Regions from separate parts of the Homo sapiens genome. Here region 2 is linked to region 1. A link is a contact called in ENCODE Hi-C data. All regions are on one chromosome and are shown on one strand. Each heading gives the region's core, a stretch centred on a gene start or an enhancer-like site at or near the end of the contact. The rest is flanking DNA. Distances are from core to core; before and after follow the strand shown.

Evidence for each region. Hi-C counts contacts between places; a loop is a spot of excess contacts on that map. Pooled maps may share reads with other maps.
Region 2: a loop to region 1 is called in a pooled map of gastrocnemius medialis, with 5 times the contacts of the local background. The contact joins the enhancer-like site here to the promoter of UXS1 in region 1. A Hi-C loop is called at or near these places in 1 of 50 pooled maps.

The regions. Positions count from the first base shown.
Region 1 is chr2:106,192,741-106,196,006 of GRCh38, forward strand. UXS1 (UDP-glucuronate decarboxylase 1) reads right to left here and starts at 1,561. Exons shown (of 15, transcript NM_001253875.2): 1 at 1,408-1,561. The coding sequence starts at 1,501. RefSeq lists an enhancer at 654-703 and a silencer at 1,034-1,643.
Region 2 is chr2:105,459,084-105,462,349 of GRCh38, forward strand. No RefSeq gene overlaps it. Among named protein-coding and RNA genes, the nearest start is that of FHL2, 62 kb to the left of the region's middle. Within about 2 kb of position 1,493, at least 2 of the 41 ENCODE cell types and tissues checked have a DNase peak (open chromatin) inside an H3K27ac peak, as active enhancers do.

The DNA of each region.
Region 1 (3,266 bases), core at 311-2,810:
GTGATCATCCATAAATTTCCTAATCTCTCTTGGCCTTAACTTCCTCACCTCTAAAATAGGAATCATTATAGTACCGATTTCCCAGGGTTGCTCAATGATTGAGACAATGGCACTAAGAATCATGACTCACACAGTTAAGCACTCAACAAATGTAGGTAGTATTACTGCCATAATAATAGTTATTCAACTTTAAATGGTCTTTCCTCTTGGGTCTCAGCTTTCTTACTCAAGATTGACCACACACACACTTTAGACTAGTTCTTCCTCCCTTGCAAAACTACACACATCTAACACCCATCCGACGCCTGAAACCTCCCCTAGCAACCCGGAGTCCTGCTGGGGTTTTCCAGCTCCACCTCCTGAACAGCTGGGCTGTAGCACACAGGCTGGATCTACTCATACTTGCCTTCCTAGAGCTCAACTGAAGTCACTTCAGACAAGTGAAGTACCCACTCACCTCTGGAATCAGATCTTGGTAACGCCAACAGGTTAGCAGGTGATTTCATTTCAGTGTGTGTCTGGGTGGCTAGCATTCAAACGCAGCTCACACTGGGAGCTATTTCTAGTCCAATTTTGCTACTTGGTAACGTATTAATAGCATCAATTAAAACATTCCCAACGAATAGATCTTTAAAAGGACGGTTTCTGACTTCCCTAACAAGCAGAGGGCCGACCACCTGCCTGCGAAGTGCCCCTCCTGCCCTGTCTCCAGGCAGCATGCTGTGAGCGATGACAGAAACTGGACCCGCGCACAGAGAAGCTGCAGGCACGCCCTGCCCGGCCACCCAGCTGCCTGCCTGCTTCGCCCGGCCGCCGAGCCCCGGGGGAAAACCTAGAATGGGGATGCCGGTGCGCCCCGACACCTGGGCACGGCCGCGGGCCGGGGAGCCGCCCACACTTGGCTCCCCAAGAGTTAAACGCTGAGTAATTTTCCTGAGGAGCAAACAGTCGGAGCGGGGGCTCTGCCAATGGCCACAGTATTTTTATCCGACTTAACCGACACCGCGGCGCGACCTCGGCTGTCCCCAAGGGTATCCCCACGCGGCACGCTCCGGAGTCCCCGACCGGGACCCTCGCCGGCTCCCAGCGCGACATGGACGACAGCGCCGCCGCCGAGTCCCCCGCGCCCGGGCAGGAGGCAGAGACCTGGGGCCGCCCGAGGACTGCTAGGGGCCCCTCCGCCCGGGGTCCGCGCCCGGGCCTAAGCGGTAGGGGGTGTGCGCCCAAGTTGGCCCGCTTTGCTGCAAGAGTGGAAAGGGGTGGGAGCAGAAAGCGCCGGCCCCGCCCGGGGCGGGGAGCAACGCGGGGCTGCAGGGCCGCCTCGGGGCCCCGAACCACCGCCGCCCGGCCCACCGCGGCGCCGGGGAATGAATGGGGCTCCCCAGCTGGCAGCGGGCGCGCACTCACAGGCGACGTAGGCCAGCAAGGCGATGCCCAGCAGCAGCTTCATCCTCCTGCGGTTGACGGCAGACACGAGGCGCAGCAGCGCCTTGCTCACCATCCCCGGGAGCCGCGCGGGTCCAGGGCCCTACCGCGCGGGGGCCCGCCTGCTGCACAATGCGCGGCGGCGGCGGCGGCAGCGGCCCCGAGAGCCCCGCCTCCTGCCGCCGCGCGCCCCCGCCCCCGCGCGCCTGCTTCCTGCTGGCGGGATCACCGCGCAGGCGCGCCTCCACCCCCTTCCTCCGGCTCCGCCCCCGCCCCTCCGGCTTCTCTACCCGCAGGCGCAGTTGCCGCCTTTCTTGCCTTGGTTTTCGAAGAATGTGACCTGGAGGGCTGGTGGGCGGTGCGGCGCGCCGCGGCGCATGCGCGTTCCGGTCTGTTTTCCCTGAGTTAAAGCGCGCGGGTGCCAGCCGGGAGGTGCGGCTGGATTCGTTTCGCTGAGGTGCGTCCCCAACCCAAGGGCACGACTGCAGTGGCCAGTTTCCGAGCCCCGCCCGGAGGGGGGCACGCGGTGGGCATTCCGGTGTTGCAGTGAAACGAAACTTATTTGCTAAACTTGGCCGAGCCTTAGAAGTTGAATGCCTGCCTCAGAAAGTTGCCTCGTTCTCTGGGCTGTTTAGTTGGCTTTTTTTAGTTAGAATATCGGCAGCGAAAATGATAAATCCCCTAAACCTTGCCGAAGTAAAAACTGGCTGCGTTTTTTTTCCTTGGCTATGATCAACTGGGGTGCCTTTGTTTTAATAATAGTCTTTTATTATTATTTTAAAAAGCAGTGCTAAGTATATTAATTTAGGATAGACTTGGAAAAGAAAAGATGAAATTGCGCTGTCTCTGCCTAGAGAAAAACCCTGACCATGTTGTCGTGTGTGTTTCATTCAATCTTTTTGTTGAGTATATCTGTTTTATGAGTGCTGTACTGATTGCATAGGAGGTACCTGTGTTTAAAAAGCATTTACTGAATGATGATTACAAGCAAGGAGATGTATCAGAAGATCCACAGATAATCGGAAGCTTGTCATTGGATCTGGAGAGAGCTGGTCCCATGGAGGAAAAAAAGACAGGTACACACAGATGTGTGTGATGCCACATTAAGAGAGATCCCGGATTTGGGATCTGCAGGCTTCAAGAGGTCATCTTCAGCTATACGGAGAAGTTGAAGTCAGCAGCGGCTCTCCTACCTCTTGGAACCTCAGGCCATTTTGCAAAACTTAATAGATCACCCTCCTTTAGATTTATTAGAAACCTCCAAGAAAAGGAAATATGGCAGCTGGTACTAAAGCAGCAGCTTTATGTTACATCTTTCAAACTATAGTGCAAATGATGTGATTCTGATAAAACCTACCTCCATCCTACCCCTCCCCTAAACCTGTTGAGAATCCCTGACTAGGAGGAAACACTGAGCGGTTTGCTAAGGCGGATTGCCCCTGCTATGCATGCTGCCCATAGATGGAGTGGACTTCTTTCGAGAAGCCCAGCTCCCTGACTCTGACGTGTCCAAGGAGGCTGCCAAGTGACAAAACACCTGGCATGGGAGCCTGAGTCCTGGGTTCCCAGAGGGGCCAGGCCCCCAGAGCACACCAGTTTGGAACAAATCGATTTTGTTTGTAAGTCTGCATTTCCTCGTGGCTTTCTGGCTATGGTTTTTGAAAAGAGAACTAGAGCAAGTGGAGCTCTAGGCCTTTCCCATTCCATGACTCCGTGGTTTTTAGATTAAAGATGAGGAGCAGAAATGGAAGAAAATAATAGTTCATTAACATTTGACCTATGGGCAAAATCAGACTGAAGCTTCTAGGCGGATTTCAAGCATTTTAGGTTTTAGGTAGGGT
Region 2 (3,266 bases), core at 243-2,742, 730 kb before region 1:
AAAACATACCTCCTAATACCAGCACATTGGGGCTTGGGATTTTAACATACAAATTTTAGGAGAATAGAAACATTCAGACCACAGCAAAGGTTTTGTACTGTCTCAAAAAAAGCAGCTATGTAACTGGTGATAATAACGTACTGTGACATATCCATTCTTCGAATGCATAAAGTTTACTCTGTTTTTTCATAATCATCTATTTCTGTGTAATCCTGGCACTTTGGGAGGCCAAGACGGAAGGATCGCTTAAGTCCAGGATTTTAGGACCAGCCTAGGCAATGTAGTGAGATCCTATCTCTACAAAAAGAAATTTTTTAATTTAAAAAAAAGAAAAACATTAACTGGGCGTGGTAGCTCACACCTGTGATCCTGGCTACCTGGGAGGCTGATGTGAGAGGATTATTTCAGCTTGGGAGTTTGAGGTTGCAATGAACTGAGATTGTACCAGTGCACTCCAGCCTGGGTGACAGAGTGAGACTCTGTCTCAAAAAAAAAAAAAAAAAAAGTATAAGGAAGAAGGCATCCCAAGTTAATATTCAATTTAGGACGGGAATCAAACAGAGAGGACTTTGAGTAAGGAGGCAATACTCATTTTCCCTTGTGAAGCTATTCATTGATTTTAAAACACTTAAGGTGGGAAGGAGGTAGAAGAAGAAGTCCAGATTATAAAATAAAACAACAACAAAACAAAAACATCCTATTTCTTTTTTCTCAAAGCCAACCTCTCCAATAAAGGGTGAGACAGCCAGTGGTGGGAAGTTTGAGTAGCAGAGGTAAAAGGTTACTTCCAAGGGTTTTAGAATTCAGTATGAAAAAAACAATTAATTCAGCAGAAAAGGAAGCCTTTAGGTATTTGGCCTCACATTGATAAGTGTGGTACCCAATTAGCTCTTTATTCTAGAAAGTTTAAGGGTCGCTCTGTTCTCCCACTGTGCTAGCACATCATGAGAGGTGGATGAAGACATTAAGGTAAATGATTTTGTCCTGCTTTAATCTCTTGTTTTGATATACCTGGGCATATCCAGATGAAGACAGTTAAACCCAGAATGTCATTAACTCTGTGTTCTTTATGTGGATAATGAACTTCCTCTTACGCCCATCAGTGGGCTCTGAAGGGTCATTGATTGTAAACTCCTTTGGCTTAAGAAATTCTAGTCTTGACTCCAGAACTAATGTGCAGGTCTGAAAAGAATGTGTGCATTGGCCGATGTCCCTGAGAAAGCCAAACAAGCAAACAGAAACTAATCAGGAATATCTGCAGCTTTCAGTGATCATGTTCTCTTCTTCATAAATTGAGATATTTATGGAAAGTCAGCTTTTCTAAGTAAGCTGTTTTCAGTAACATTCCAGAAGCAAGAAACTCAAGGTCTGTTTTGCTTAATGGAGAAGAAAAATGTAGGAGGGAGAGGGAAAGGGGAAAGAAGTGGGGCAAACAACAGAGCAAAAGGCTGATGCACGTAACTGGGTTTGGAAGAGCTAGAGTTCCACGTCAGATGTCTGGAAACCTTGGCTAGCACTGCTGGGGCCAAGGCCTCTGACCCTGGTATGATTTTCCAGCGGCCTTATCATCTGAATTGGCCAGACTGAACTTAGGTTCTCCTCCAGGGCTGCCCGTCTGCAGCTGGGGGCTTGGATCCCACTGCACCCTTTTTCTGTGGTTCTGTTTGTCCCCTTCAGTGTCTCTCCACTATTTCCTCTTGTCTTAAGTGGTCCATGTCACACACTCATGCACTCACCTGGCTGTTGGCACATGAGTTTGCAACCTCTGGACCCTCTCTTAAAGGTTGTAGATTCAGTAGTGAAAGTTTCTTACCAGGTTCCAAAGGGATGCAAAAATTGGGACAGGAAGGTACCTGCCCCCAATATGTCCCATCAATACCTACCTGGCAGTTCTTCTTATGCACATAGCCGTGACTTTGTAAGTTTTGACAACGCTAAGTTGACCTAACCACACAGACCTACCCACTGGTGACTCCTAACCCACTTCAATCTCATGGTGTGAGCATGTGTTGAGTCTCCTAAGAAGCTCCTTGGAAAAAAGAAGACAGTCCTTGTGGCTCATGCCAAAACCAACCTCTCCTGCCCCATCCACCACAGCTACACTTACACACAGACATCAATCCCAGGATCAATCTGTACATGTTGATTTCTATGTGAGGCCTATGAAGACTTCCATGATCTCCATCCTTCCAGCCTGGGGCTATTTTGGACTTTTACAGAGATTTGGAAACCAGAGTGGGAACCATACTGCCAAATAATTTGGCAGAAAAGCAGTTTATAGAAGAGCAGCAATTCAGAGTGTGGTCTTATCTCTGTGACTGGGGGTTGGCTATCAAGCACAAGCTGGCTCTGCAGCTTGAAAAAAGATGCAGAGTTTGGGCATGGTGGCTCACACCTGAAATCCCAGAACTTTGGGAGGCCAAGGCGGGAGAATCGCTTGAGCCCAGGAGTTTGAGACCAGCCTGGGCAACATAACAAGACCCTGCCCCTACAAAAAATACAGAAATTAGTTGGGCATGCTGGTGTTTAACTGTAGTTCCAGCTATTCAGGAGCTGAGGCAGGAGGATTGCTTGAGTCTTGGAGGTCAAGGCTTCAGTGAATAAGCTGTGATGGCACCACTGCACTCCAGCCTGGACGAGAGAGCAAGACTCTGCCTCAAAAAAAAAAAAAAAAAAAAAAAAGTGCAGAGCAGGTTCCTTTGCAGTGCCTGAGTGTTGGTAGACATACGTGCCTGTGGCTATTACCTATCCCTTAAGGGCTAAGAAAGTGTTTTCAAAAATCTCATATACTGGAAATTTAGTTCTTTCCCTAATAAAAATTCTGGTATCAGCTCTTAGGATAATTTTTTATCCAATTATAAGTGTTTTACCTACTAATTTCAGAAATGAAAAACACTGTTATTCTCACCATCTAGAGTTAGCCATTGCTAATAGTATGGTTTATTTATTTCTGTTAAATAAAAGGCATGGGAGGTTATTGTTTTCGACTGAGCCCTGCACTGGGCCCCAACAGACCAGACAAATCAGAGTGGTGTCATTTATGTAGGTGCCAGCTGATCAAACTGAACTTTAACAGTTTTCCAAAAAATGAGATTCACACAACCAACCAGAAGGGTTCCAGTTTACCTGAGCTGGCATGATAAGGGAATCCCCTCTGTTTTAATCCTATAAGGAAAATGACTTTGAAACAACCAATCTGCTTTTTGTTCCTTGCTTCTGCTTTCTTCAGCCTTTTTCTGCCCATAAAGCTCATCTCTTCTGCTCAG